Linked DNA regions of Homo sapiens: region 1 is linked to region 2. Evidence: chromatin loops called from intact Hi-C (ENCODE). Cell type or tissue: PC-3. All regions are shown on one strand. Links, peaks and the distances in the headings refer to the core of each region. The heading gives the core; the rest is flanking DNA.

The links. A loop is a pair of places that touch in the nucleus more often than their neighbours do. Peaks named below come from ENCODE experiments on the same cell type or tissue, not always from the same donor. Only the 100,000 strongest peaks of a DNase experiment are listed, where the experiment ranks them.
Region 1: it touches region 2 in a loop (5-fold over the local background); 2 of 110 quality-filtered maps call a loop at or near these places.

The regions. Positions count from the first base shown.
Region 1 is chr18:70,349,848-70,366,028 of GRCh38, reverse strand. It overlaps LINC01909 (long intergenic non-protein coding RNA 1909), which reads right to left. Exons shown (of 4, transcript NR_126336.1): 4 at 13,570-14,050. Among named protein-coding and RNA genes, the nearest start is that of LIVAR, 20 kb to the right of the region's middle. RefSeq lists an enhancer at 7,507-8,706. In PC-3, for the core only: a CTCF peak has its summit at 6,891; DNase peaks (open chromatin) are centred at 6,798, 7,808, 8,198 and 8,498; H3K4me3 peaks cover 1,418 bases; H3K27ac peaks cover 5,278 bases.
Region 2 is chr18:70,192,281-70,208,461 of GRCh38, reverse strand. RTTN (rotatin) reads left to right here and starts at 2,775. Exons shown (of 49, transcript NM_173630.4): 1 at 2,775-2,834; 2 at 3,147-3,334; 3 at 4,199-4,376; 4 at 6,479-6,568; 5 at 8,958-9,048; 6 at 10,724-10,838; 7 at 11,814-11,961; 8 at 15,009-15,174. The coding sequence starts at 2,804. LOC105372180 (a long non-coding RNA gene) reads right to left here and starts at 2,673. Exons shown (of 3, transcript XR_935599.3): 1 at 1,888-2,673; 2 at 1,368-1,433. RefSeq lists enhancers at 2,376-2,615, 2,078-2,707, 2,626-2,735, 2,946-3,075, 14,064-14,113. In PC-3, for the core only: CTCF peaks have their summits at 12,240 and 12,440 (motif pointing left); a DNase peak (open chromatin) is centred at 12,451.

The sequences.
Region 1 (16,181 bases), core at 3,009-11,008, 160 kb before region 2:
CCTTTTAATAAATTGGGATAGGGAATCACAGCTTATTTTATCAACATCTGGAAGGCAGAGTGACCTCAAATGCCAACTGGGTTCCAATTCTTTAGCTTCCTCCTCAAATGCCTGATCGCTGAAGATGTCCAAGTGCCAACCCTCAGAGCCCTGATTTTAAAAATAAAAGGCCAGTATTTCTCATGCATATCATGAGGCATAAATATTTAAGAGGGAGGTTTTTGTGATTTTACGGAGTGTTTTCAAGTTCTTTGCAACTCTGAACAAATGCTTTCTGCTCATTTTATAACCAGTTTGTTAGTGAACAAAATAGAAGGACTTCTCCGGAGTTTTAGATCTTTCTATCATAATCCTCAGTATCCTAATGTTTCATTCATTCATTTAATAAGTACACATTTAGCATCCACTGGACTGGAAATTGTTCTAGATATGAGTAATGAGCAGAAAACACTGCTTGCCCAAAGGGAGCTTAAGTCCAGAGCAATAGTTCCAGAACTTGGCTTCTCATCAGAATTGTCACAGAGCTTCACAAAAAGAAAGTCTCCAAAGAATCCACGCAGACCTACTCTACCAGGAATCTCCTTTCCATCCCTATACTTTTTGATTTTTCACTAAGCAAGAGTGGGTAGGTTGAGGAACAAAAACAGGCCAGATGGGGGAAACGGAACAGGAAGAATGCCATGACCACTTTCCTGGAGCTGTGATTCCAGCACATTATCTGAGGATTGGCTGAGTTCAGGCTAGATCTTCTCAAAACCCTGCCCATTAACCACAGCGAGATAGCATTTCATACCCACAGGATGGCCTCACGAACACGACGGGTAATAACGAGTATTGGCAAAGATGTGGAGAAACTGGATACCTCAAACATTGGTGGTGGGAATGCAAAATAGTGTAGCTACTTTGGAAAACAGTTTAGCAGTTCCTCAATGAGTTAAATATGGAGTTTTCATATGACCTAGCAATTCCACTCACAGCATACACCTAAGAAAAATAAAAACACATGTCCACACAAAACTTTGTATATAAGTGTTCATATCAGCATTATTCATAACCAAAAAGAGGAAAGAACTCAAGTGTCCCTCAACTGTTGAATCAGTCAACAAAGTGTTGTATATCCACGCAATGGAATATCATTCCGCCATAAGAAGGTACTGATAGATGCTGATAGATGCTGTAACATGGATGAACCTTGAAATATTACATTAAATAAAAGAAGAAAGTCACAAAAGCCCACATATTAATGATTCCACTTATATGGAGTGTCCAGAAGGGGCAAATCCATTAGAAAGAAAGGAGATTAGTGGTTACTAGGGGTTGTGGGGAAGACAGAATGGGTAATGGCTGCTCATAGCTATGGGGTTTCTTTTTGGGGTGATAAAAAGGCTTTAAAATTAGTGCATATGTTTGTACAATCTTACGATATACTAAAACCACTAAATTATACACCTTGAAAGGGTAAATATTATGGCATGTGAACATCTCAATTAAATACATACATTAAAAAATTTTAATAGCATGATAAAAAAAGAAAAACTCCTGCCTGCCCATGCTATGGAGGAAGCATTGGATGGGGAAAAGAAAGTTCTTAAATTATGAACTCCTAGATTTTGAGGGCATGGATTATGTGTTATTCATCCTTGTAAGAACAGTAATTATTATGCTTCCTAGCCCATATACTGCTTCTGTTAGGAAGGTTCATATTATCAATTAAGAAAAATGAGACTCAGACTCACCTAACTAATAAAGGAATTATTGGTCCATTTGACTGAAAAAGTGCAGATTTTACTTCAGGTAAAGATCGGTCTGCAAGGACCCAATTTCTTTTCATGCCTCAATTCTGTTCTTCTTATAAAACTTTGACCCATGACTTGATTTCTTCTTGTTCCTAAGATGATTTCCAGTAATTTCTAGAGCTACAAACTTCCTCATTTAAGTCCCTGGTAGCCTACTCAAAGTCCAGGAAGTGATAACCGATGACCTTTACTGTGCTGACTTTGGTATTTCACCATAATAAAATGAATCACTGAATCCAGGAGGAGAATGTAAAAAAAAAAAAAAAAAAAAAAGTTAAGGAGCAAAGCTAAATTTATTTCCTTGCCAGGCAAAAGAGAGTCCCTCATTCAAGCATGGCTAAAAGAAAAAAGAATGGATCTACAGAACCAAGAGGGTATTTATTCTACATTAGAAAGGATTCTAGGCTTTAAGTACCGATCATTTTTTGGAAGGGTAGAGGAGAACATTGAAAATTCCTCTTTTTGATGTGATCCATTTTTAAAACTGATGTGACAAAGTGCCACATCAAAGAGACTGGTTTTCAAAGAGATCTCAGGTGAGATATTTCAGGCTCTGTTTGGCTCATGTGGCACTTTACCATGTGCAAGCTTAGGGCTTAGCAGTTTTCTTTTTTTACAATGATAAACACATATTGTTCTAAACCAGTGAGGGTCCATCCTTGGGTACTGGGTGGGGCCAATCCCACCATCATGGCTCTCTGTGAGAAGAAAGAATGAAGAGATGATTGTTGGAGAGGTGGCCACACGCACCGCACTCTCTGTGAGGGCTTTGCAGCATTTACTCAGAAAGACAGTAAGACAATAAGGACCACCTTGACAACACGTTCTAAGGGAGAAAGTACTAAAGACACTAGGATTGTGTGAAAACCCCCAGGCCTCTTGGAGAGGGTTTTCTTGGCAAAAGACAACTATAAAATGTGCCAGGTTTTTTTTTCCTTCTTCTCTTTTTTGAGACAGAGTTTAGCTTTGTCGCCCAGGCTGGAGTGCAGTGGCATGATCTCTGCTCACTGCAACCTCCGCCTCCTGGGTTCAAGCCATTCTTCTGCCTCAGCCTCCTGAGTAGCTGGGACTACAGGCACCCACCACCACGCCCAGCTAATTTTTGTATTTTTAGTAGAGATGGGGTTCCACCATGTTGGTCAGGCTGGCCTCAAACTCCTGACCTCAAGTGATCCGCCTGCCTTGGCCTCCTAAAGTGCTGGGATTACAGGTATGAGCCACTTCACCCAGCTAAAATGTGCCAGTTTTACCTGAAATAATTTATTCAGTAATATATTCACCCCCTCCCCCACCACCACAAGCACTTTACTTTCTACATGTACAGATCAACAACTTAAAAAAATATATATTGAAATGCTGTCAAGTCAACAAGAAATTCTTTATTTGTTAAATCAGGATAATCAAGAGTTCATTTTCATAGGAAAAATTCTTTGTGTTGGCAACAGCATAAGACATCCTAAAGCAAGAGACTTTCTCAGGGAAAATTGTCCAGAGCAAATTCCAAATGAATAGAGCTTCACCACCAAAGGAGTATAAACAACCCAAATCTTCCATCTCCAGATTCTACAACAGCTATCTTGCCTCCTGTTTCCAAAATTGTTCCAAGTTTAAAACTGATTTCTCAATTATTAAATTTTTTATAGCATGTGGCAGACACGCTGAGAGTTAACAAGTATGTTCTCATACTGTGAGAGAAGGCCATTCACCAAGCTTCAGAATCAGATAACGAATCTTGTCTTTGCTGCTCATTGGCTATAAGGCTGGAGCTAACTGCCTAACCTCTGTCCTGTTCCCTTAAAATGCTGGTGACAATATCTTCCTAAAAGGGTTCCCATGAAGATCAACTGAAATAGCAATGCCTGTAACACACTTAGTCCAGTGTCTGGAAAAATCATTCAATAAATATTTGTTCCAGCCTAGCCAACATGGTGAAACTCCGTCTCTACTAAAAATACAAAAATTAGCCGGGCATGGTGGCACATGCCACCTATCTCAGCTACTCAGGAGGCTGAGGCAGGAGAATTGCTTGAACCCAGGAGGTGGAGGTTGCAGTGAGCCGAGATAGCGCCACTGTACTCCAGCCTGGGTGACAGGGTGAGACTCCATCTCAAAAACAAACAAACAAACAAAAAACAACAAAAAAAAATTGTTGCTATTGTTGTAACAATTCATAGAAAATGTGTTCCAAATACTTGAAATGCAGCCATTAGTTACTGAATACCCCCACATGACTCTAAATGTATATAGCTGAGAACTGAGGTAGAACCTTCCTCATTTATCAAATGCAAAAACTGAGAATAGAAGACAACATACCAATACAGGTAACACTATGGCAAAAGAAAATCCAAATTCCTGCCTGGTGCAGTGGCTCAGGCCTGTAATCCCAGCACTTTGGGAGGCCAAGGTGGGTGGGTCACCTGAGGTCAGGAGTTCGAGACCAGCCTGGACAACATGGTGAAATCCTGTCTCTACTAAAAATATAAAAAAATTAGCCGGGCGTGGTAGTGGACACCTGTAATCCCAGCTACTCGGGAGGCTGAGGCAGGAGAATTGCTTGAACCTAGGAGGCAGAGGTTGCAGTGAGCCGACACAGTGCCACCACGCTCCAGCTTGGGCGACAGAGTGAGACTCTGTCTCAAAAAAAAAAAAAAAAAGAAAATCCAAATTCCCTTGTATCAATTGTCTAGACAAGCTAAAAGTGACAATTCATAGGAACATTAATTCTCAGAGCCAAAAGAGAACACACTGACTAACCCCAGTGTGTAACTGACACAACTATTAAGGCCCAGAAAGTCAACAGAGGCCGAACATCAGGCCAAATATTTATTTACTGACCTAGTTATTTAAAACAGATCTCATAGCCTCTTCATAAAAGCAATAATAATAGCAAGCATGTATATACATTGAGAAACAAAAATAAAATCCTAAGTCCCTCGACTGACTGAACAGACCCCCTCTTGGACAATGGGACTCCAGAAAAAATTTAAAAACTGAGTTCCCAGCTATGACTGGGTAGGAGGTAGGACATGCCTAGTTATATCCAGTTCCTCAGTAACTACCATTATACTTTCTTTCCTAAGGGTTCAACAGAAACCAGCCCTTTCTAAAGACTTGCTGAACTCTGGCACAGCAACTGACCAGCATTCTTTCCTGATCAGAGACCAGTGAGCGCACTAAATGCCTTCCTGTACCTGCTTCACCTTTGGACACATAGGGCCTAATCATAATACATTTAAGTGTTAAGTCTCCATCCCAAAATCAACATGGGATGCAGGTAACATGCTTATTTGCTTACTACACGTGTGTACCCCCTTCATGAATATTCATATCTTCCCCAGTAACCTGTTGAATATGCACACGTGGTCAGCCCATTCAGCATAAAGTCCTGTCTCATCCTTCCCTTCTTTGAAGTGCTTGCTTTTGGCTTCTGTGGGAGACTTCGCTTCCCAGATGGTCAGCCTGCAACTTACAACATCCGGGCGCAGTGGGTCACACCTGTAATCCCAGCACTTTGGGAGGCCAAGGCAGGTGGATCACCAGAGGTCAGGAGTTCAAGACCAGCCTGGCAAACATGGTGAAACCCCGTCTCTACTAAAACACAAAAATTAGCCAGGTATGGTGGCACACGCTTGTAATCCCGGCTACTCAGAGGCTGAGGCAGGAGAATCGCTTGAACCCAGGAGGCGGAGGTGGCAGTGAGCTGAGATTACACCACTGCACCCCAGCCTGGGTGACAGAGTGAGACTCCGTCTCAAAAAAAAAAAAAAAAAAAAAAAGAATAAAGCTCTCCTTTCCAAATTTATAAATCTCATGATTCTTCAGTTGACAACATATACATTATATATATATGTGTGTGTTTGTGTATATGTGTGTGTGTGTATATATATATATATATATACACACACACCTATATGTTAGGTTAGTGCACAATTGCAGTTTTTGCTACTTAAAAGTAATTGCAATTTTTGCCATTAAAAGTTGTATGTATTTTCCAGGCACTGTTCTAAGTACTTTCCACATAGTGATTCTCTTTTCCATGTATTTACTTATTCCATATATTGGCTTGATATATGAATTTCCATATATGGACTCCATATATTGACTCATAGTATTGATGACAGCTCTTACAGAGGACAGCACCATGCAATGAACAGTCAAGAGTAGCAACATGACAGGATTGGGATGCAAACCCTGGCCATGTGTACAGTGTCTGTGTTCTGCTATTACATTCCATGTTCAGCATGGCCCAATATGGGAGCCACTAGTCACATGTGCCCATATTTAAAATTTGAATTAGCTTAATTAAAATTAAATAAAATTACAAACTCACTTCTTCAGTTGCACTAGCCACAGTTCAAGAGATCAATAGCCACATGAGGCCTGTGGCTTCTATTGTACAGAACAGATATAGAACACTTCCATCATCACAGAGAGTCCTATTGGACGGCAGTGGCATAGACAAAGCCTTGTTGTCTGTGCTCCTAACCATGACACTTTACTGCCTCGTGGACTCTAGCAGTGTACCTACTTTGCCTGTCTATTGTCATAGTTTCCCTTGAATTCAAAACAAATTCAAAAAATTTTTCATTCTTCTATTGAACAAGTAGTTTACTTAAGGCCTACATTTTACCCCCCTATTCAATACAACATACCAAAGGTGGCAGACAGGAAACACGTTCCCTGCCATTAAAAATTGAGAATCTACTTGAATAATGTGAGTGAATTCTCTGGTGCCTGCCACAATGGGGTGATGCTCTATTCCAGTGGAACAAATCCACGAGATCGTAGAAAGACATGATTATTACAGGCAAATTTAACTACTAAAAAATTACTTTCCAAATATTCTCTTGCACTCTTATGGCTTACGACTTTACATTTCTCCCGCAGAATCACTGACCCACATCATGGCTCAATCTATTTCATCTGACCAGAGCCTGTGTAAGTAATCTGTGACTCACCTGAAGCACTGTATTGTTTGCTATATTACAGGACCTTTTCACTAGATGTGAAATGAAATCATGGAACCCAAATACCTCCTACATACTTCCTGGCTCTGATGCTCTGTAACAGTGACCCCTCTGGGACAATGATTTTATATCAGAGTACGCCCAAAGTTAAACTCAGGTAGGAGACAAGAGAGAGCGACCACAGGCACAGGTGTGAGGCAGAGGGCAGAAAACTGAGTGTGGACAAGCCAGACCTTGCGTGCAGTCCAGTTGCACCATGTTTGTGGTCTTCTACACCTAGCCAAAGCCAATAAACCCCCAGAAGTAAAAGGAAATCTTGATGACCATCAATTTCTTTCCATCAGCATTTTTTCTTTCTACTCCTCTTCTTTACATCTTCCATTCTTCTACTTTGTTTCTTCTTTTTTTCTAACTTCATCATCATTTTAGACCTGAACGTGGTACCATGGTCTTTTCAGCATTCAAGCTTTTCATGATCTATTGAGAATTAGGGAAAGTATTCTTCCTTTAAAATTCCTTTCCTGCCTCCTTCTCCACTTCCTTTTCCTATCTTATTAAGAGTAGCTACCATAATGGGAATGGGGAACTTATATGCTGCAGCTTTATGTACTGTGTTTTATTCTTATCATCTCATTCAATCTTAGAACACCTCAGCTGGTAGGATTATAAGACACTAGCCAGTAATAATGTGAAAATATATTAACACTCAAGAAAAAAACGAAAAAAACAAGCAAAGATTTTTCATTTATTTATTTTTTTGAGACGGAGTCTTGCTCTGTCACCCAGGCTGGAGTGCAGTGGCACGATCTCTGCTCACTGCAACCTCTGCCTCCCAGGTTCAGGTGATTCTCTGGCTTTAGCCTCCCAAGTAGGTAGGATTACAGGTGCGCTCTACCACACCCAGCTAATTTTTGTATTTTAAGTAGAGATGGGGTTTCACCATGTTGGCCAGGATGGTTTCCAACTCCTGACCTTAAGTGATCTGCCCACCTCGGCCTCCCAAAGTGCTGGGATTACAAGACTGAGTCACCACGCCTAGCCAAGCAAAAATATTCTGATGACTAATCTCGTAAATAGTTTCTGATGCAGCAGGCGTAGTCATTCAACTTTACTTTTCTTTTCTTTTCTTTTTTTTTTTTTTTGAGACAGAGTCTTTGTCCCCCAGGCTGGAGTGCAGTGGCACAATCTCAGCTCACTGCAACCTCTGCCTCCCGGGCTCAAGCAATTCTCCTGCCTCAGCCTCCCAAGTAGCTGGGATTACAGGCATGCACCACCACGCCCAGCTAATTTTTGTATCTTTAATAGAGATGGGGTTTCACCATGTTGGCTAGGCTGGTCCCAAACTCCTGACCTCAAGTAATCCGCCCACCTCGGCCTCCCAAAGTGCTGAGATTACAAGCATGTGCCACCGCGCCTGGCCAAGCAAAGCTATTTTGATGACTAATCTCTTAAATAGTTTCTGATGCAGCAGGCATATTCATTCAACTTTAACTTGCCTCATTTCACCTACAGGATTGACTTTCATCTGTGAATGAAGATGACTTCCACTGAATCTTTAAAAAAATCATATTATAAACACTGATTGTTGTAGCTCTGTTAAGCTTAAACTTCCTACATTTCTCCTTACAAGTTTAATAATGTATTTTTTAAAGGTGTGGGTAAATACAGGCTCCATAATAATATCTACAAATGAACCTTTAGCATATCCATTCTTCAAATGCCTACAGCCCTTGGATGCTAACAGCCTCAGATAGAATCTGAGTCCCGCCTATGTTTGCCAAACAATCCTGGCTTATAGGGTAATTGAGAAATCTCCGGAACTATTTTCATTATTCCCTCAGACTAGATCTGTCCTCATGTAAGTATTAAGGCTATAAACAGTTTAATTTTATTTTTTTCTTATTAGCTTAATCAAATGTGCCATGTGAAAATTATTCTTGTGGGATGAACAGATATTTGATAAAGCACATATAGTAATTTTTAATTGTAGATCTTGGTGATGGGCATATGAATATTCACTGTATAGTTCTTTCAACTTTTTAAATTTGAACGTTTTTAAAGTAAAATGTTTAAAATCTCCTTTGTAAAATATTTATCATATATTCTACAGATATTTATTAACTCCTGCTGTATACCAGGCACTGGTATATGATGGGAAAGGAGCTTACAGTTTAAGGCAACAATCCTGCAGAACTGGCTTATGTTGAACTTGGAACCCAAAGCTGAGGAACAAATATTCTTTGTCTTTTTTTTTTTGAGACGGAGCTTTGCTCTTGTTGCCCAGACTGGAGTACAATGGCGTGATCTTGGCTCACTGCAATCTCTGCCTCCCGAGTTCAAGTGATTCTCCTGCCTCAGCCTCCCAAGTAGCTGGGATTACAGGCATGAACCACCACGCCCAGCTAATTTTGTATTTTTAGTAGAGACAGAGTTTCTCCATGTTGGTCATGCTGGTCTCAAACTCCCAACCTCAGGTGATCCTCCCACCTCAGCCTCCCAAAGTGCTGGGATTACAGGCGTAAGCCACCATGCCTTGCCCATATATTCTTTTAGTTGAAACAGGAAAACCCCTCTGAGCCTACCCAGCCTACAGGGGTGAGGGTCCCCAGTTATGTGCCTGTTGATAGTGAGCCAATCGAAGACTTTGAACAAATGATTGAAAAGCCAATCAGAAAGCTCCATTACCCACTCCCATATCCTCCACATCACTTCCAAAAGTCCTACCCGAAGAGGGCATACCACCCAATAGAACACTGACCAACCAAATATTGGCCTAAGGCTTCCTCATTTTATTCTGCAAAACCCACTGTCCTTTCAAATCTCTTTGAGTCTCTACCAGTTTCCTTCCTTGCAATTGCAGCTCACTCCTTTGCTACAGTAAGCTCTGAATAAGTAGCCATTGATGAACTCAACAGGCATCTTCATCCTTTTGATATTCCTCAACTATAGTCATCTACATGTTTAATTGAAATCAGTTGTGACAACTCTTCAAAAACAAATACGGTGCCTACATTTCTTTTCTCTATAATTCCATACTCCTTTGTACTGCAGTCTGCTTCTAACAGGGAAGGGGATCAAGTTACAGGTAGCTTGCCTAGAATGGCATATAACCCACTGTGCCTCCTTGTTCGAGAAGGTCATCTATACTGTGATTTTCCAGGCGAAAAATGTTGAGGACCACTGAGTATTCAACTTGACGCATCTATGGGTTGGTGCCTATATTTTGAACAAAATAGAATCAATTGCTCTGCGATAAACTGAGTTTCTCCTGGAATCTAGTTAGTGAGATCAACAGATGAAACTAGAGAGCTGGATTTTACACCACTTGTCTCTTAACAAGGACAGCAAATACATGAATTGTGCTTAATATATGCCACTGATACTTAACAGAAATAACTCACATATTCACAACAGCCCCAGGCAAAGCAGGCAACATTATCCTCATTTTACAGATAAGAAAACAGAGGCACAAAAGTGAACTTCCCCCAAGGTCACAAAGGCAAGTGACAGAACCAGGTTACAAACTCAGACAGTCAGCTTCCAAAATCTATGCTCTTATCCAATATGCTACACTTCCTCTACTTAGGGTTTTATATTATTTAAGGCATTTATTTCTATGAATGTCAGGGGAAAAAACATTAGCATAAAAAAATTACCAACTACTCTCTCCTCAATGGGACTATTCTGTAGCTTAAAAAAAATAAGATACCCTACATAAGCAATGACAAGGTAACCATTTATGAATGCCTGACTGGTAGCCTGGCTGTGGGGCTTCATCTTTTATTAATATGGAAGGGGAACACTGCTTTCCTTTGTATGGCCTTATAAAGATTTACTTAAAAAGAAAACTGCTTCATATACTAATATCGGAATAAGATTTGGTAAAGTTCAATCATAACTCTTGGGACACAGACTTCTCCACATGATTGGCACAGAAGGAAAAGTGCCAATTCTGCTTTTTTGCTAATGTATTTGGTCAATTCCTGAGATAGTCATTGTGCTCTGTTTCACGAGGAGCAAAGTTTTTATGCTTTATAGCAGATCAAAGACTCTGCCCTTTTCCTCTAACTTTCCTGCTCAGCCAATTATTTTCCACTTTCTGTCATTTAGTGGTAAGCACACGCTGAGCAAGAACTTCCATATAGAAGCAGGCCTAGCTGCACTAAATATACTGGATGTACTGGCTTCTCTACCTACATCTTAAGGGGTAGAAAAGTTAACCACCTGTGTTCATATGGCTAGTTGTCATAATAAATGTAAAGAGAATGTCCCTCCCCATTTCTATTCTGGAAAATGGCAATTTATTTTATACCTAGCTCAACATCATTAAAACAGAGGCAATCATTTTATTAGGAACCTTGAAATAGTTGTCTTAAGCCCTTATCAGCACATGTGATAGGCCTGGACAGCTTACGGAATTAGGGCAACTAAGGAAAACTGAAGGTGTCTAACTGCTACTTAAAATACATGTTAATGTTTCTCATAATGCAGGTCTGAGGATAAATAAGTTTTCTCACCTTTTGTTTAACTATTTTACCCTCTTTTGGAAAGTTATTTTTAATGGAAATAGAATTCTGGGTTGACTTTTTCTCTTTAAGCTCATTAAAGATAGTCCGTTGTCAGCTGGGCACGGTGGCTCACGCCTGTAACCCCAGGACTTTGGGAGGCTGAGGTGGGAGGATCACCTGAAGTCAGGAGTTTGAGACCAGCCTGGCCAACATGGCAAAACCCTGTCTCTACTAAAAATACAAAAATTAGCCAGGCCTGGTGGCGCCCACCTGTAATTCCAGCTACTCGGGAGGCCGAGGCTGGAGAAGCTCTTAAACTGGGGAGGTGGAGGTTGCAGTGAGCCGATGTTGTGCCATTGCATTCCAGCCTGGACGACAAGAGTGAGACTCCATCACAAAAAAAAAAAAAAAAAAAAAAAAAAGTCCATTGTCTTTTGGACTCTATTGTTTCTGATGAGAAGTTAGCTGTCATTGTATTGTTGTTCCTCTGGAAATTATGTGTCATCCTCTCATTCCCAGAAGCTTATAAGGTTTTTCTCTTTAAATAGTCTGATTATGATGTCCCTAGGTATAGTTCTCTGCATTTATCCTGCTTGGGGTTTGTTGGCTGTCTGGGATTTGTAAATTATTATTTCACCAATTTTAGGTAATTTTTTATCTTTTTTCAAATATTTTATCCTTTTCTTGCTCTCCTCTTCCTGTAGGACTCCTATTTGAGTTTTGTTAGACTGTTTGATAACTTCCTAAGTATTACTGAGGCTCCTAATTTTTTCCAACCATTTCTTCTGTAGGTCTTCAGAATATAATTTCTATTGATCTACCTTCAAGTTGACCAACTCTGACAGTTTCAGTCTCCAATTTGCTGTTAAACCTATGCAATCAAGTTTTAAATTTCAGATAGAGTATTTTTTGGTTGTAGAGTTTCCACTTGATTCTTTTTGGGAGTTTCCATTTCTCAGCTGAGATTTCCCATCTGGGCACACTTCTATTGTCTTCTTTTTTCCTACAGTCTGGCCTGGGGTCCCTTGTTCCAGCTTTTTAGCATTACTGATAATTTTTTACTAGATGCTGAACATTGTGGATGAAAAATTTTAGAAGCTCTGAACTATTATTACCTTCCTTCAAAGAGGGTTAAGTTTTCTTGTTGAAGGAAGGCTAGGTAACGGATTCCTTTGAAACTTGGTTGTAGGCATTGTTAAGTCTGGCCTATTTAAGTTTTCCTTACTCTTCTGGCACAGCCACCCTGAGGTCTTGATTTAAAGCTTAAGTGCTTACCAACCCCACTCTACTTGAACTCCAGCAACTGTCTCCCCAGCATTTCATAGCTGCTAATGTCTCTGTTTGGCTCTTCAGCCTCCCTGCTGTTGTTTTCTTCTAAGATTCTTTTTTTAGGCTTTTTTTCTTTCTAAGGTTCTTGAAGTTTTACTCTTTGCATGAATATTTTAAGGGTCCAACAATGGCCAGGCGCGGTGGCTCACGCCTATAATCCCAGCACTTTGGGAGGCTGAGGCGGGCAGATTGAGGTCAGGAGATTGAGACCATCCTGGCTAACACGGTGAAACCCCGTCTCTACTAAAAATACCAAATATTAGTCGGGCGTGGTGTTGGGCGCCTGTAGTCTCAGCTACTCGGGAGGCTGAGGCAGGAGAATTGCTTGAACCCAGGAGGCGGAGGTTGCAGTGAGCCGAGATCTCGCCACTGCACTCCAGCCTGGGCGATGGGAGCAAGACTCTGTCTCAAAAAAAAAAAAAAAAAGAGTCCAACAATGGCTTGAGGGAAATTGTATGAAATTCCTTGTTTTTTGTTATTTTTTGTTGTTGTTGTTTGTTTGTGATTCCTCACTTTCTAAGGTTTTGTCCCTCAAGTTCAAGATACTTTGATAGCTCTACACACTGGCTGTTGTCCCTTTACTTGCTAAGACTGCCACTTTCAGCTTCAAGTCTTTTCATGCATGCTGCAGTTTGGAAAATGTGCTCGGGGAAAAACCAGGGTAATCGTGGAGCTTCCTCCCTGGGTTTTCTGTCTGGAGCACTGTAACCCATCAAGTCCCGCCTGCCTAAGTTGGCTGCTCCCCAGTGTTTTCTTTATGTTTCAGATGTAGTGTTTTAGGTGGGATGGTTAATCAGCTACAAGATGGCTTTTCACAGCCAGAAGTGGAAGTCATAATCTGACGTTTGATATGCCATGTTTATTTGTTTACATGTTTATTGTCTTTCCCTCTCTTCTCCTAGCACCCTCCATCAGAATGTCGACTCTGTGAGGACAGGCATTTTGTTCAATTAATATCTCCTCATAAAAGGCGCTCAATAAATATTTATTGTATTCAGTCATCAATCACTGAAATCCAGAACAAGGGGAAGTAAAACCTATTGATACCGAGAAATGACAGGTAAAATAAAATTCAGAGTGATCATATGGTAGTCACTTAACAAAATGTGAATTTTGTTATGCTTTGTATAACCTCATTGTAAGCAAGACAAAACTTGCCTCCAATAAAACCAAGTCTTCTGTGGGAAGCTGAGACTAGCCCTTGCTTTCTATAGTGAGGCTGACTCTGAGGCCCAAGATCTGATCTTGAAAGGAAAATCCATCTTCAACAGCTCAGGCTGTTACAACAAAATACCATGGACTGGGCACCTTACATAACAGGAATTTATTTCTTATAGTTCTGAACACTGGAAGTCCAAGATCAAGGTGCCAGCAGGGTCAGTGTCTGGTGAAGTCTCTCTCCTTGGGTTGCAGATGACTGTCTTCTCGCCATGTTTTCACATGGCCTTTCCTTAGTGTATACAGGTAGAGAGAGAGAGAGAGAAAGCAAGTGAGAGAGAGAACACCCATGCACAAACATGAGTGCACTCTGGTGTCTTTTCTTATTACTATTATTATTATTTTTAAAGATAGGGTGTTGCACTAAAACCCAGGCTGGAACACAGTGACATGACCATAGCTCATTGCAGCCTTGACCTCCTGGGCTCAAGCAATCCTCTCACCTCAGCCTCCCAAGTAGCTGGGACTACAGGCACACACCACCATGCCCGGCTATTTTTTATTATTATTTTTAATAGAGACAGGGTCTCACTATGTTGCCCAGGCTGGTCTTGAACTCCTGGCCTCAAGTGATACTCCTGTCTTGGCCTGGGATCCCAAAGGGCTGGGATTACAAGTGTGAGCCACTGCACCTGGCCCGTGCTCTTCTTGTAAGGGCACTAATCCTATTGGGGGCCCTACCCTCATGACCTCATCAAACCCTAATTACCCCCGAAAGGCCCCAGCCCCAAATACCATCACATGGGTGTGTTAGCGCTTCAATATATGAATTTTAGAGGGACACAAACATTCAGTTCATAACAGTGAGGGTGGATCAGATCCCAGCTGGTGGTTGGGTGGGCCACCTCAGCTTTTTAACCTGAGGTCTCTTGTCCTATTTGTGTAGCCCCCGACTCCTCTCTTTTTTCCCATTCAGTTAGATATTTAGTTGTAGTATTTCTGCATGGTGTATATGATGTTTTAGTGGTTTAAAAACTGTGCACACTTTGGGAGGCCAAGGTGGGCGTATTACCTAAGGTCAGGAGTTCAAGACTAGCCTGGCCAACATGGTGAAACCCCATCTCTACTAAAAATATAAAAAATTAGTAGGGTGCATTGGCACGCGCCTGTAATCCCAGATACTCAGGAGGCTGAGGCAGGAGAATTGCTTGAACTCGGGAGGCAGAGGCTGCTGTGAGCTGAGATCACACCACCATGCTCCAGCCTGGGCAACAGAGCAAGACTCCATCTCAACAACAACAACAACAACAACAACAACAAAATGTGTACAAACCCAACCATAACCAAGAGAATTTTGGTTTTCCTTTATTATCTGAGCAGGCAGACTTACTCTGGAATGGAAAACATTCCTGCAGTTAATTTGTTTTTGCTCTGCTCTTGCCACCTTAAATCCAGAAGTCCTCCAAACCTAGCACAGCTTTTTTCTATCTCCAGAAATAGCATTTTTAATAATTCTGTGTTGCATTCATTCAGGTTGTTCCAGTATCTAACAAAATTTTCTTTCAAAAACAAGACTTTTGTAGTTGTTAAAGATTCAATTCCAACGTATTTCCTACAGCTGTCACATTCAAATAGGTTAAAGGTAAAAAATATATATAAGTTGCTGAAACGAATTCTACTGAAGTTTAAAATCTACAGCCTCTTTTTCTTCTTCTGGTACAGCAGTGCTTTTTCTTATGGGTTTCCAAATGAAGCCATTTTAATGAAAAAAAAATGCCAAGGCACAAAGCTGAAATGTACACCAATACTTTGCTTTGCTGTGACCTTGGAGCTCTCAATAAGTGTGTCTGCATATCCCTGAATAATTAACAAAATGGGTTTTTCATGGCTTTGATCACTTTCTAAGCTGGTCTCTTGATTTACCTAGGCAATGGCCTCTTTTTCATATGAGAATGCCTCTTCAGAAGGCAACAAGATTGTGAATCCAAACTTTGATCTATATCCTTTGATTATGGGAAAAATATGAATGTAATTTACTTATTAGAAACCATGTAATTTTTGAAGCCTCAGCTGGCAAGTACAGCCAAGGTGTGGTGTGTAGTTTATATTTATATATATGCCTTCAGGGTCCCACTCAAAGAGTTCTCACTTCCTAATCCTAACTACATATTTCCCTAGTAATGATAGTTGATGGCTGGTTTGTGATTGCTTTAAAAAGTGATTTAATTTTCATCAGTTTTTTTTTTCCTTACTCCTAAGGAAGTAGTTTTTCCCTGTTTAGAATTTAAAGACAATTGGTGGATTCCAGAAATTCAGCAAATGTCAACTAGAAAGGGAAATTTGAACTTGAGCTTTAGAACAATTTGAACTGAATATTTTTTTGTTTTGTGACTTATATACTGAAATACCTACACATTTATAGT
Region 2 (16,181 bases), core at 7,599-15,598:
AATAAAGAAAGAATGTAAACAAGACCTTTAGCTTAAGAAGTTAAAAAAAGAACAGCAAAACACACTTAAAGAAGGATGTAGCCCAGGTGCGGTGGCTCACGCCTGTAATTCCAGCATTTTGGGAGGCCGAGGCAGGAGGATCATTTGAGGTCAGGAGTTCGAGACCAACCTGGTCATTGTGGCGAAAACCCATCTCTACTAAACATACAAAAATTAGCTGGGCATAGTGGCTCATGCTTATGATCCCAGCTATGTGGGAGGTGGAGGCAGGAAAATCACTTGAACCCAGGAGGCAGAGGTTGCAGTGAGCGGAGATCACACCACTGCACTCCAGCCTGGGCGACAGAGTGAAGTAACTGGTAAAAAATAATACAGTCAATACACTAGAATATATATGTGTGTTTTTAAATAGTAGAATTAATAAATCAAAGGTTGATTTTTTTTTAGGAAAAATTGCTGAATCAATAGTCTAATAGGAGAATGATAGATTATTTGCTTTGAATGTAATGAATGGGATTTAATTATTTTTGTCTAATTACAGGAGCAATATATGCTCAACAATGAAAATAAAATAAAATGTTTATGTTGACCTTGGGTGCAACATAAGTAAAACCCTTTCATAGTTTGACCCCCATTTTACTTGTAACATGCTTGTTTTAAGTCAATGGATTTTTTATATTTCTTCTACAGTATTATCGCCCCTTACCCCACTGCATCTACAGTCTCTCATCACCTAAGATTGTTCATCTCAGAAACATCATTGACAAGTTATTTCTATTATTTTTCTGTATTGTCATGTGTTTTTTGACCTTGACACTTCAAATCCGTAATTAACACCTTCCTTCCTGGATAACTACAGACACTTCTGAGTTGGTGTAACTGGTTCTGCAGTGCCCACTGTGGTATGCTATCCATCAGGACATGTGGTCTTTGGGTCAAGGAATTCAGCCACTGTTACAATCTTGGCCAGGCAGGCTTAGGCATGGGCTAGTGGAATCTTGGTTTAATATCCGTATCTCTTTCCTCCTACTTTCCAATTTCCTGCTGATGCCTCCTATCGGCGGCAACCAACTGGAAGCCAGAGGGCCAGGCAGCCTGGATAGTGCAGTCTTTTTGCCTGTTCAGGTCAGTTGATGCAGAGCTGGAAGAGCTGGGAGGAACCACTAGAAGGTGGAATGGAGAATATCCAGCATGCTAGCAGCAATCTTGCCCTTCCTCTCTTCTTCCCAGAGATAATATGGCCACCTTGAATTTTGTTCTTTTCCCGAATTTGACACACTCCGTCTGGATTCTTGCCTTTGCAAATACAGGTTTCTCCTGCAGGAATTTCCTTACCCAACTTCTTTGTGTGGCAAACTCCTACTTACTCTTTAAGATCCAACTCAAATATCATCACTCTCCTATTGACACACATGAGGAGGCAGCAAGGCACTCTAAATAGAACAAAGAAACATCAGGTCAGCTCCTCAATCTGTCACTTACTAGTTAATGTGACTTTGTGTGGGGGTACTTTTGTGATTCTAAGTTTCCTCTTTGGCAAAATAGGAATGGGAATACAGTAGGCCTTTGCTGTCCACTGGTTGCACACAGAGAATTCAACACACGGGATGGAAAATATTCGGGAAAAAACCCCACAGTTGAAAATAACAATACAACAATTAAAAAATAATATGAATAAAAGTACAGTGTAACAACTATTTACATAGCATTTACAGTGTATTAGGTATTGTAAGCAATCTAGAGATGATTTAAAGCATATAGGAGGATGTGTGTAGGTTATATGCAAATACTACACCATTTTATAAAAGAGACTTAAGCATGGGTGGATTTGGGTATCTGCGGGGGTCCTGGAACCAATTACCTAGGGATACCGAGGGCCCACTTTACCTGCCTTGACATCCCTTTCCCAGGGAACGTGAAATGATCAGACCGAGAAAATGCAAATCATTTTCCAAATGTAATTTTGTTGTTGTTCTTACCGCTGCTTATAATTAAAAAAAAAATAATTTGCTCAGCTCGATCACTGTGCACGGTGCAAAAAATCAACTTTGGTACCATTCAGCAAATCATACCCCCACGTCCCGCCTTTATTTTCCTTTTTTGCAGCCCGGTTTCTCTCTTCTGCTCACTCATACCCGCCCACCCCGCTTTTGTAGCTTGCTTGTTCATATCTGAACTTGGGTATCCAAAGACACTGCTTGACTTTGCAGGTACATTTCACAGTTAAAGAGGGTTCGTCATTTAGTAGTCGGGGATGGGGAGAACTGTCACAAAGCAAAAGTCTACATTCTAAATCGTGAAGTTCTGGGAGCTGAGAATCAGATTGGCAGGGCCAAGAACGAATCCGTCGACGAGCCGGGAGGCGGGGCTCCTGCTGGGGCCTCTGCAGCCCGCGCTGGGTTCCCGAATTCCCGCGCTGTAAGCCGGAACCCCAGGCCAGCGGGCGCCGCGGCGGGCCCGGAGATCGGTGCAGGACGCACGGCCTAGCCAGAACTACAACTCCCGACGTGCGCGGCGGCCAACGCTGGTTCTATCCCTGCTTGTTGCTTTTTTTTTTCCCTCCGCTTCTTGCGACGGAGACTGCTGTCCAGGAAGTGCGCAGTAGTGATTCTAGAGAGGCTGGAAGCTCTCCTGGCGACGCTGGGGCCGCGAAGGGCTCACGTAATGACTCCTACTCCTGGTGAGCGCAGGCGTTGCGGAACTCACCGTCCCACAGGACGTGTTTCCGGGGGTACATTAATTGTGGCTGGACGCAGTGGCGCGGCAGTTTAATTCTCCGGCGGCTGCAGATTGACGGGACGAGATGGTCCTGGCAGGGCTCATCAGGAAACTCGGTAACTGTCAGCTTGCCCCTCGCCCAAGGCACCCCCCGCGCTCTGGCCACTTGCTGAGAATGGTCGTGTCACGTTTCCGCGGCCGGCCGCTCCGCGACCGCTCCCTCTTTCACCCCCGCTTTGTCAGGATAGCCCCCGGGGACCCATCTCGGACTTTGTGTAAACTTCGCGGTTCGCGTCCCGAAGGCACCAGTGGCCTGCTTCTGAAAAAAACTGGTTTATTCCGTCTTCACGCCGCTCCTGCCCACAGCATAAATAACGTAGTCTCTTTGCAGTCGGGAAATAAAATAGTTTTGTGCCGTTCGTTGACAGGTCATCAGCTGGCCGAGATCAGGGAGCGCGCTCTCAAGAGTATTCTCTGCAAGATTGAGCACAACTTAATCTGCTACGCTGATCTCATTCAGGAGAGGCAACTTTTTCTTCATTTGCTGGAATGGTTCAATTTCCCGTCCGTTCCGATGAAGGAAGAGGTTCTGAACCTGTTAAGCAGATTGGTTAAGGTAGGGTCATTTTGAAATAAAGAAAATAATCAGACGAGTGACTTGTTTCTTAGTCATTTAATTGTAGCGTTTATTGAAAGTTAAATAATTGGGGTTAAAAGTTTTTTTAATCAACCAGAGATGTTTAATTTTAATTAATCTGGGTATATGGTTCATCTTTTATTTGTGATACTGAATCCCACATGGTCTCTGCTGTGCTCAGAAGTAACACAGAACTTCTTTTGAGTTTTGGTATGTTCTGTGTTTTTGAGTTATCTTTGGAGGTTAATATTTGTATTCTGTTTTTGTTTTCTGACATTTACATCTTAAAAACTAGATATGTCAGTATGAAAGGGAGCACTTTAAAAATAATGTTACATAACCGTGATTCATAAATACCAATGTTAAGTTGCTTGCCCATATGCTTTTAGATTGGTATTCTTATGCCTACCTCAAGAGTAGTTAGTTATCGGGGTCAGATATCAAAGTGTAAGTTTAACCTTTCAAAACTAAATCACTGTACAATGGTAGAGGAATCTTAAACTACTTTGACATCCTGTTGACCGGTTGGGGCTGGGACCATAAGGTGAGTGTCAGTGGAAAAAAGTAACCCATTAAAAAAATAAGAGTAGGGATTGATAATGTGCATTTCTAGCGTTCAGTGTGTTGGCTCATCTTTCATAAATGTTATCAAGTGTTGGATGTATGTCTCTATAGGTGTATGTGCTCCTCATGGAAGTGCCTTACTTCGGGGCAGAGCCATGAAGGATTTGTTTTTCAGAAAAGGAACATCTGATATACCAAAAATAATTTTATGTTTTGATTGCTGTAAGTTATAGAGATTTTGATACAGTTATTCTCAAGATCATCCTCTTCTTATTTTAGTATCCCCCAGCAGTCCAACATTTGGTTGACGTTGGTGCAGTAGAGTTCTTATCTAAGCTTCGGTCTAATGTGGAGCCAAATCTGCAGGCTGAAATTGATGGCATTCTGGATGGACTTTTTCTTCTTCCTTCGGAAGTTCCTGCACTATCTTCTGCCTCATACCAAACCAATCAAACTGGTAACTCTTTGGAATCTGTTAAATACAAATATATTAATTCTAATGGTAAATTTTAAGGAAAGGGAGATTAGATTTTTTTAAAAAGGATTTCTCCCACCTCCCCCAAACTTATTTTTCTTGTGTTAACTTACATGATTTTGACCTTTTTCCCCTCCTCTACTGTTAGTCAAAGGATGGTACATTTGCATTAATTGCTTTTTGGGTCAGGCCTAAACGATGCCAGTGACTTTGCTTTTATGAGGCCAGTTTGACAGATTATTTTTTTGGCAATAACAATGTATTTTTATTGAGCACATGAGTGCTCATTGTTCTTAGTGCTTTATATTTGTATTTTTGACCTTGTTCGTCATATTGGAGTATAATGATATCTGTCCTAGCTCATGATCTTGTTGTGGGGACCAATCAAAACGACATAATGCAAGTATTTTTATATGCTGCAGTCCATCATGATATACTTGTTAAAATCCAAGTCAAAGAGACATGGATTTAAGTCTCAGTTCTGCTGCTAGTTGTGTGACCTTGGCTAAGGTAATTAACCCTTCCAGGCTTCAGTTTTCTCATTCAAAAACTGGGATAATAAGAAAGAACACCGGGCTGGGCATGGTGGCTCACGCCTGTAATCCCGGCACTTTGGGAAGCCGAGGCAGGTGGTCAGAAGTTCAAGACCAGCCTGACCAACATGGTGCCCCGTCACTACTAAAAATACAATACAAAAATTAGCCGGACATAGTGGCGGGCGCCTGTAATCCCAGCTAGTAGGGAGGCTGAGGCAGGAGAATCACTTGAACCCGGGGGGCGGAGGTTGCAACGGTGAGCTGAGATCACTCCATTGCACTCCAGCCTGGGTGACAGAGCAAGACTCCATCTCGAAAAAAAAAAAAGAACACTTTCTCATAGAATCGTCATGAGATTAGATGAGACAATGTCTGTAAAGTGCTTAGCACAGGGCCCAGCATGTATGAAATGTGGCTGTGTTGGCTGCTGTGCTGCTGCTGTTGTGTTGTTGTTAATGCCTAGTATAGTGCCTTGCACATGGAATGCATTTGAATTGATTTGAAGAAAAACATCTTCATGCAATTTATGTGACTGAGTAGTAAAAGTAAAAAAAAAAAAAAAAAGTTTTGATGCTTAACCTGTTAGACCATATTTTCTTCTCTGCCAGTACTGTTACAGCTTCAGCTGTGGGTACTGCGGTTCACAACAACAATAGCAGCTGTCATTTATTGAGTTTTGTTGTGGGCATTGAATACATTGATTTAAACACATCATCTTGTTAAATCTTAAAGCAGCCTTTTGACTGAGATGTTATTAGTCTTACTCTATAGCTGAGAATAAAAGTATAAAGTAACTTGCCCCACAGTACCAAGTTTTCTAACCTGTAGCAGATGCAGGATTCTAACATTGCTTTATCTGGCTCCCAAACCTGTGATTTTTAACAATATATTTTACAGTTTCGAAGACATCACAAATAAAGTAGAGTCTTACACTGTGAATTTTTAATCTGATTCCTTGCGGGTGAAAGTAGAGGAATGGTTTAGGGCTAAATGTTATTTTTCTTTATTAGTGTTAGGAACTATTGCCATGAAAACTTAAAATTACAAACTATAGTTTTAGCCTTTTCCTCATTTTCATTGCAGCTGAACTGCTGAACATATAATCGCATGTTATAGGGAATTGTAAAGGTATTGAAAGATAATATTTGACTCCTTTGTTTTTGACAACTTTCTTTTTAAGGTATGAATGAAAATTGAAGTGATCAGGAACTATATAATTGGAGTCAAGGGAGAGGGAGATGGATTAGGAAGTAGAGAGGGATAGTCCTTGAATACTTTGTAGCAGATTCTTCGTGTACATTCTAACAAATAACTGTGTTTGGCTAACAGTAAAAGTGAGAGGGAAAAAGCTTCTTAACTGGAAGTGGGCTCAATGTGCACATTTTTTCCTCTTTAGCAAGATAGATCATTCAGAAAAAAAACTGGACTTTTTTTTAATTTTTAAAATGATTCCAATACTTAAGAGAAAACATTACCACTTAAAGAAAGTAAGTTTCACTTTTAGCAAATAAGGAATCGACAATACAGTAATGTTTATTTCCTTTTCAGAATTGTCAAAAAACCCTGAAATCTTAACAGGATATTTTCCCCAAGACAAAAGTAATTTCCAGCAGATGGAAGTGCCGCCACGACCAGTGGGTGTGTATATGTCGGGAAGTAAATCCTGTTGACTTGGGAAGTTGAAAATTAATGTACTTTTTTCGTTATTGTGAAGATGTATTTTTACCAAACTTGAATGTTTCAGCACCAAACTATCATTAAATGTTTTAGTTGTTTCAAGTTAGTTTAGGATATCGAGTAGAAATGATAAAATTTTGTGTTATTCTAACCATATTTGAACAACTGTGTAGATGGATGGTATTAATGGCAGTAGTATGTCGTACTGAATGAACATGAGTTTTTTTTTTTTTTTTTTTTTTTTTTTGAGATGGAGTCTCGCTCTGTCGCCCAGGCTGGAGTGCAGTGGTGGGATCTCGGCTCACTGCAAGCTCCGCCTCCCGGGTTCACGCCATTCTCCTGCCTCAGCCTCCCAAGTAGCTGGGACTACAGGCGCCCGCCACTACGCCCAGCTAATTTTTTGTATTTTTAGTAGAGACGGGGTTTCACCGTTTTTTTTTTAGCCGGGATGGTCTCGATCTCCTGACCTCGTGATCCGCCCGCCTCGGCCTCCCAAAGTGCTGGGATTACAGGCGTGAGCCACCGCGCCCGGCCGAACATGAGTTTTTTGAGGCATTGTGCCCTGCACTACACATGTCATCTCATTTGTTCTCCAGCTTAACGATGGCACCATCTATCCAGTTACGCCAGCCAGAGGCTGAAGATCATTTTAGTTTCTTTTCCCATTTCCTCACCACCCAGTTAATTAAAAAGTTCTGATTTAGAACCCTGTTTCTGGAATCTGGAATCTCATCTCCATCTTTTTGTATCTGGCTGTGTTCAGCCTCAGCTCACATGCCACCTCATCAGAGACCTTCCTGGTGATTCTAGCCAGTGATCACTTCCTATGTGTAGTTTTCTTCCTAACACATTATTTTTTATTATTTTTGTTTTAAGTTTGATAATAGCCGTGAACATTGCATTATTTTCAGTGTCTGGAACAATACCAAAAAATGTATTAGGCACTCAGTATATATTCTTTGAAGGAATGAATGAATCCTCCTGGAGTGTCTTTGAGATTGGTATTATTAGTGACCACATTTTACTAATAAAGACACTGAGATTAGAAAGGTTGAAAACTTTGTCCTTGGTGAGGCAGTTAGGAAGTAGTTAAGTAATCACGTACTTACCATTTTCTTGCCTGCACAGTTAAGTTGAAAAGGATATGTTCAAGAGTATATCTGCTGATGTCACATATTCAAATGAACTCCATTTGGAAGCCTCTGTTATTAAAAAGCTTTCATGGAAACTCACAGGTGGAATAACAAGAAAGAACTGAAAACTTGTTAAGCCATTAGAATACTTTACCTTTTCATTCATTGTTAGGCTTGTAGCAAGCTTTGTTTTTGAGGCCAGATGGCTGAGAGGCTTAATTCCATCAAGATGAGAGACATCTGAAGGGAGGGGGAATCTCTAGGGTTGGTAAAGGATGGGTGTCTGAATGAAGCCGATGAAAACATTAAGGGGGATTGAGATTGTTACACTTTTATGTGAGTTGCAGTTTGTCTTGATTGAGGGTCTGGCTTATTTTGGACACATTTTTACTGTGTGGTGTAAGCCTGTCCTTCCCTCCACCCACCTCTCCTTATTTCCTTAGAAAGTAAATCCTGCTTTTATGTTAGCAATTTTGAAAGAAGTAACTGTGCTATGTTTGGGAATTTAATAATACTGCTATCCACATTTAGCGATTCCATGCTCTTTTCAAAGCACTTGGCAGAAAGACTGCCATTTGGAAGGACTTATGTAGATGCTATTTCTCAGTGTTGCCACCTTAACTTGTACTATATAAGATCTGTTAAAAATAACTTGCATGGGGATAGTTTAAAACTGTTGCTTTCTCAGATTTCTTTTAATCTTGTTCGAACACTGATACTTGTTTTTTGACCTTACGGTCTTCAAGTCATCTTCGCAGAGGTTTAAAACACCTGACACCATATAGGATATTTGAACATGGCTAGATATGGTATATCATTATGTTTTATCATTTTTAATTTTGAAAAGTTAAGGTTTTCCCTAAATGTCAGTTCCTTTTATGTTGAATTTAAGTTTGATGTTCTGGTCAGCCACAGGGTAAAATAGAAAATTTAATGGAAACTTCATATGTCAGTCTGTATTGGATTGTGTTTAATGCTCTTCTTCTAATACTTATTTTGATATCATATGAGTTCTGTTTAAATTATGAAAAGAGAACTCTCTTATTTATCCTGTGATAGAACAAATTTGCAGCTGACCTTGTTTGGTATATTTTAGGTTACTGTAAGATGCAGCCTTTATTTTGGGACTTGTTTTAAAGGGAAAACTTACTCTTAACATTGTGAATCTGTCATCTCTTTATTCTTTGATACCATAAGATTTGCTCTTTCACTGACAGTAAATCAGACTGTGAAGTGCTTGAAGTTTTCTACATTTCCTTGGCTACCCCTGACCACCACAGACAGACATGTCCTCTCCTCTAATGAAAGGTACGGTGCTTGATGTATTTTCAGGTATTTTTGTTCACTTATAGTCATTAAGTTTGATAGTTATTACAATATGTTTTACCAGGAAAAGATACTAGTGGCAGTGAAAGGTAGTAATGGTCATATTTAAATGATTTTTATTTTTCAAAAAGCTAGCCAGAAAAAAATTCCTATTTGCTTTTAATCAATCTACACATCAAGTTTCTTTTATTTATTTATTTATTTATTTTTGAGACAGAGTCTCACTCTGTCACCCGGGCTGGAGTGCAATGGCACCATCTGGCTCAATGCAACCTCCGCCTCCTGGGTTCAAGCGATTCTTGTGCCACAGCCTCCTGAGTAGCTGGAATTACAGGCACGCACCACCACGCTGAGCTAATTTTTGTATTTTTAGTAGAGATGGGGTTTCCCCACGTTGGCCAAGCTGGTCTTCAACTCTTAATCTCAAGTGATCCGCCCCTCTTGGCCTCTCAAAGTGCTGAGATTCCAGGTGTGAGCCACTGCATTTGGCCCACGTTTCTTTTTGTGGTTGGACTCTTGTGTAGTCCTTGGTGACAGGAGTTTTCTCTTATTGGCCAGATTCTCTTATTGGCCATTGCTTATGCCCTTGATTGATAAAAATGGAAAATTGAACATAAATGTAGTCTTTTTGGCAGAATATATTTCAAAATGTGGGCTTCATTAGGAGACAAATTAAACCATGTGGATAAGGTTGGGTACCACTGATCCAATCTAATGTAATGACTGTTAATTGATTGCTACCCACAAGAGTAAATAGCTGATATATAGAGATTTAGAGAGTATTTTAATGTCCAGATTCACTTTGTGCAGTTTCATAAATGCCACAATACACGAGTTATCTGCTTTTTTGGGGTATAAATCTGGAAAATAAAGACCAATTTACTAGGGCTAAGTCCAGATTACAGGTGGATGCCATTAAGTGATTTTTAATAATGACATGAATTCTCTTGGAACAACATATTCGAGAGGCAAAGTGCACATGGGAAAGGGTTAGGAGGTTGTATGATCTCTCAGTTTTGAGTCAGTCCCAAAGGCAGAGATGGCGATAATTTCTAATGCATGCCTGTAGATAGTGAATGGTGGATAGTATAATGGAACTGGGCTGAGAGAAGGGGTGTGATTTTTTTGGGGTGGGGAGTGAACAACTGCCAATCCTAGGTGGGCAGAAGTTGATAGGTGTCCTCTGTATGGGATAAGAGGGGAGTCCTAATCTGATTCACCTTGAGTGGGGAAGATCAGTAAGGACTTTAATTCTTAGAATTTGCCTCTGTACTTTTGTTCTGTCTCATTTCTTAATTTATTTGGCAGATTTCCTAGAATTGTGTGCTCTTTGACCTCATTGAACTCGTTTTGCAGACTTGTGATAATCTCTGAGGGTACAGTGTTTAGTATGATGTCGTTCCTGCTCTTGAGAGGGTCTAGTGGGGAATGCAAAATCAACAGGCAGTTAACAATATCACAAATAATGGACAAACGGAAGGAGCACTGCCCTAGAGTTGTTTATTGGTTAGGGAAAAGATCTAGGAAGGCTTTTCTGGAGAAGTGATATCTCAGCTGAGACCCAAAAGATTGTTAATGGAGTCATTGTGTCAGTAGGCTACTTAGAATCTGGAATAGATGAACTCTTCTTAAAAATGATTAACGCTATGTTTTGTAGCTCTTTAAGAAGTAGTAACCACACTTTAATCTGGAACACCTGTGAACTATTGAAGGATGTTATCATGCAAGATTTTCCTGCTGAGATTTTCCTTCAAAGGCCAAAAATTGTTCAGGTCAGTGCCCTCTATAATTGTTTTAGATTTTGAACTAGAGAACTTTTTGCAATAAAGCAAATTTTGCAGAGTAGGAGTTCTTGGGAAGGAACTTTGTACTCATGTTTTTAAAAAGTGAAGTATTTGGCTATTTAAAGCACTTATTCGCTAACTTGGGTGGATAGTTATAGTTCTTCCAATAGTAGTAGTTTCATTTGACACTTGCAGTCCAGTCTGGCCACCTTGAGTTACCATTTATGGATCACCTAAATGGTAGAGTAGACTTTGGACATTGAGATTGTGCAGGAGCCCTTATTAAAAGTAAGAATAGCATTGCTTCTTGAGTATCTCGTTTATTTAACGCACAGTGCTACATGCTGGGAAAATACAGTAGCGGTGAGTAACGCAGATGGATTCTTTTCTTTTTTTCTAGTTTATTGCTTGTATAGTAGAGAGAGAGGGATCCAGGGTGGGGAATTGCAACATCTTCACAGCAGCCAGTAATGGCTCAGCATTCTCGCTCCACACTCCCAGGGCTGAAATGGACTCCAGTGGGTGCCAACTGTTAATACCTAGGATCAAAGCTGGCAAATGATCGCAGAGGAAAGCTGTTAATTACTAAAATGTGGTTAAATGGTTTAGATGCTTGAGATGAAAAGGGCTTGCTGTGATTTTTAAAATGTTCTCTGTAATGTAATGTCCTGAGTGGGGAATAATTTCTGTCTTCTCTCAGAATGGTTACTCAACTAACAGATTTTAGAAATAGGAAACACTGACTATTCTATTTAAATGTTGTTGTCTTATTTTATTTTGACCCATCTCCTTGCTTTATGCCAAGTCATATTTGCCCATTTCAGTTTCTTATGTCTTACAAATATTTGGCAACTTATTTTCTCTTGATTATTCACTTAGGCTTACTTACTTAAGCTCCACATTCTGCTTTGAAGTTGAGCTCTTTGTTCCCTTAGTAATTTTCACGGCTCTTCTTGATTTCAGAGCCTTTTATCTCTGTTGAAACTGGCCTTTGGAGATGGAAAGCATCGCCTGGCATTACAGTCGGTGTCCTGCCTGCAGCAGCTGTGCATGTATTTAAGAAACAGACTTAACTTTCACCGAGATCCAGGTTTTTTCTCCAATAAACACGGTATTTATTTTTATCTGTTCATTAGCCACTGGTGTTATTTGTAGATTCTTCTGGGAACCTTCCATTATAGTTACTGTTAGGGTTTATTGTGTACGCATTTTCACAACATAAACTCCCCACTCCTAAATGTATTCAAATGATTATCTTTACAGATTGCGTGAATGACAGAAACTGCCATGATCTCTTGAGCCTTTTTTTTTTTTTCTGGATAAGAGATATTTACAAGGTGTTTTTCTTTTTTCTCCCAAACTTGCAGAGATTCTATATAGTGTTGTTGGGATGTAGTGACTCGGATATTTGGTATGGCTATTCATGTAGGACTTTGGACAATTTAGCAAGTTACATATAGTGTTAATACATTGTTTTGTTTGAAAAATATTGATTTGAATTTTATGAAGAGTATTTTTATGCAACTTGCAATGTAGTCAAGTGTTGCAGCAATGTGAGACTTCAGAGAAAAAGTGCCACCTAATGGCCAAATAGAGTACCAGCCTGGCTTCGACAAAACCAGTACCATTTAGGATTTTTGTGAGCTTAATGCAACCTGCATCGAAAGTCAAATATTATAGTCATTTGTCATCATGTTTCATAGTTAATCCCTATTTCATTGGGAGTTTCACTGATCCTGTGCTACTTGAATATTTATGCTTTACCTTGGTTTTATTCTAGATCTTAGAGGGTATGGCATTGTACAAATGACTGGTAATAGAGAACGTCTGGGTACCCCATACTTCAACAGAAAAAGAGTTACAATGTTGATTTAAAAAGTTGATATCTCTGAAGAATTGTTAATGTATTTAATAAGTATGTATTTATTACCTGTTTTATGCCCCTGATATTCTAGCCTCTAGGGAAGTATAACACTGAACAAACGAATAAGATCCAAGCCCTTATGAGCTTCTATTTTAAAAGGCTGGGCACAGGTGATAAACAATCAAGTTTGCTTGAGATAAGGAGAAGTACTTGAAGGAAATAAAAAGGGTGATGTGACAGAATGTGGTTGGGTAAACATAGCTTCATTTAGGATAGTCAGGGAAAGTCCCTCAGAAAGCTTCTATTTTAAAAGGCTGGGGACAGGTGATAAACAATCAAGTTTGCTTGAGATAAGGAGAAGTACTTGAAGGAAATAAAAAGGGTGATGTGACACAACGTGGTTGGGTAAACATAGCTTCATTTAGGATAGTCAGAGAAAGTCCCTCAGAGGAGGTGACCTGAAGGGTGACAAGGAATCGTCACTCGAAGAGCTGCAAGAAGAGTGTTCCAGGGAAGGCCAGGCCTCAAGGTTAGCACTGAGGGTGATGTCCTTGAGCAACTGAAATAAAGCCCATGAGAGTGGACTGCAGTGAGCTGGGCAGAAGAGGAGAATGAGGTGACATCAGAGAGGTAGTTAGGGGCCAGAGTATATTGGGGCTTGCAGATCTTTTTAAAGATTTTATATTTTCTTTGAAGTGTAGTGAGAAGCTCTTGGAGAGTTTTTTTTCCCCCTCTCTCTGACTGTAAATGCTTTTATTACCTAATTCTTTTTTTAAATTGGGGTAAAATAGGTATAATATAAAATATGCCATTATAAACATTTTTAAGTATACAATATAGTGACATTAATAACATTCACATTGTTGTGCAGCCATCACCACTATCTGTTTCTAAACCTCTTCATTATCTGAAACAGAAACTCTAATCATTAAGCAGTGATTCCTCATTTTTCCTTTCCCCAAAGCTGGTAAACTCTAATTTACTTTCTGTCTCTGATTTTGTCTATTCTAGGTACCTCATCTAAGAGGAATCATACAGTATTTGTCCTTTTGTGTCTGGTTTATTTGTAATGTTTTCAAGCTTCATCCACATTGTAGCTTGTATCAGAACTTCATTCCTTTATATGGCTGAATAATATTCCTTTGCATGTATATCCCACATTTTATTCATCTATGCATTTGTCGATGGACATGTGGGTTGTACCCACATTTGGCGGTTGTGAATAATGCTTCAGTGAACATTGGCATGCAAGTATCTGTGCAGTGCCTGGTTTCAATTCTTTTGGGTAATACCCAGTGAATAATAGTGAAATTGCTGCGTCATATGGAAATTCTATCTTTAGCTTTTTGAAGAATCACCAAACTATTTTCCACAGCAGCTGTACCATTTACATTTCTATCAGCAATATATAAAGCTTCCAGTTTTTCCACATCATCACTGACTTGTTCATTTTTTTCTTTTTTAAAAATAATCGTAGTCATCCTAGTAGATGTGAAGTGGTATCTCATGGTTTTGATTTGCATTTCTCTAAAGACCTAATAATTAATGACCAATGAATCTCTAATAACTTTTTATGTGCTTATTGTTTGTTCATGTATCTTCTTTGGAGAAATGTTTATTAAAGTTCTTTGCCCATTTTAAAAATTGGACTGGTTTCTTTATTGCTGGGTTTTAGGTTACTTATATATTCTGAAAATTAAACCCTTATCAGATATATGGTTTGCCAATATTTCCTCCCACTCTATAAGTTATCTTAACACTTTCTTGTAATGTTCCCTTGGTGTACCAAAGTTTTAGATTTTGATGAAGTCCAGCTTATCTGTCTGTTCCTTGGTTGTTTGTGCTTTCGATGTCATAGTTAACAATCGATTGCCAAATTCAAGGTCATGAAGATTTATTTTTTCCGCTAAGAGCTTTATGGCTTTAGCTTTTATATTTAGGTTGTTGATCCACTTTGAATTAATTTTTATGTACAGTATGAGGTAGCCATTCTTGGAGAGTTTTAAGCAGACGAGTGCATGATCTAGTGTTTTTCTGCTTTGGTAGTCTCTAATGTTGTAACTGAATGCCATTGACTAGAAGGTCCCATGTAATCAAGTCAGTTAGATATAAACCTAAATGTACTAAGTGAATACTTATAGAAAAGTTTGATCTTTGCTTTTGTTTTTACCCCTGTAGAAGGATTCCTACTATCTTAATTTGTTAATGTTTTTGGAAGAATGATACATAAATACCACATAGTCAGAAGTCTGTTTCTACTAAAGAATAATTTTATTTTTTCTTTGTTTCCCCAGACACAGTTTCCCAAAATTCTTCTTTGTCTTATTGTCATGAAGCAAGAGGTACTCATCATTCCCAGAATCCTTCCCCAGGAAGCAGCAGCCCTCGGCCTTCTGTGGTTGGGCGCACAGGCCAGCGACCCAGAGGAGATGGCCAGGACTGGGATGCAGCGTCCTCTAGGTGACTGCTAGCAGTGTCTCTGGGGAAATGAGAAATGCCGGTTAACTTGTGTGTGTGTTAATTTCAGAAGGAGATAATTATTTTTCTGTCCTTTTTTTTTTTTTTTTTTTTGAAACATTAACACAGGTATAGGCCTTGTGTTAAACCCTGGCTTCATACTTTTTTTGACCATGATCCACGGTAAGGACAGATAAATATTACATCGCAACTCAGTGCTCAGTACTTGAACATATGCTCTGTTTATGTATATATATGTGTGTGTATGTGTCCCCCAAAACAAAATGTTCACATAATAGTATTCTGATACTATGTTTGACACACTGAACTATATTTTCAGTTCCGATTTCATTAGAAAAGAAATGATTCTGACCCAATAAATTGTTTTTACCAGCTGCAAACGGAATATGATCAAGTTTAAAAGAATAGCTTTAAATGATAGATACATTGTTGATAGTATTTTACACATATTTTTGTAAGTCTTATAACAAATGGATAAGTGTTTACTGTTAAAAGGAATGGTTGGAGAATTTTATAAAATAAGGACTCCTTCAAGGTGAACAATTTATGGTATTTGTTTGTGTAAATACAGATTTTTTTCTTTTTTTTTTTTTTTTTTTTGAGACAAGGTCTCACTCTCTTGCCTAGGCTGGAGTGCAGTGGCACGATTATAGCCTTGACTTCTGGGCTCAAGTGATCCTTTCGCCTCAGCCTCCTGAGTGGCTGGGACCACAGATGTGCACTACCATACTTGGCTAAGCCTTTTATTTTTTGTAGAGATGGGGTCTCACTATGTTTCCCAGGCTGGTCTCGAACTCCTGGGCTCAAGTGATCTTCCCATCTTGGCCTCGTAAAGTGCTGAGATTACAGACATGAGTCACCATGCTTGGCCCCCAGTGCTTGGCACCCAGATTTTCATACACCAACTCTGCTTAAAAGGATTGGTGTGGTATTTGTATGTTACCTTATCCTTGGGTGCAAATGTGTTAGAAACATATTAGTCTCTTTAG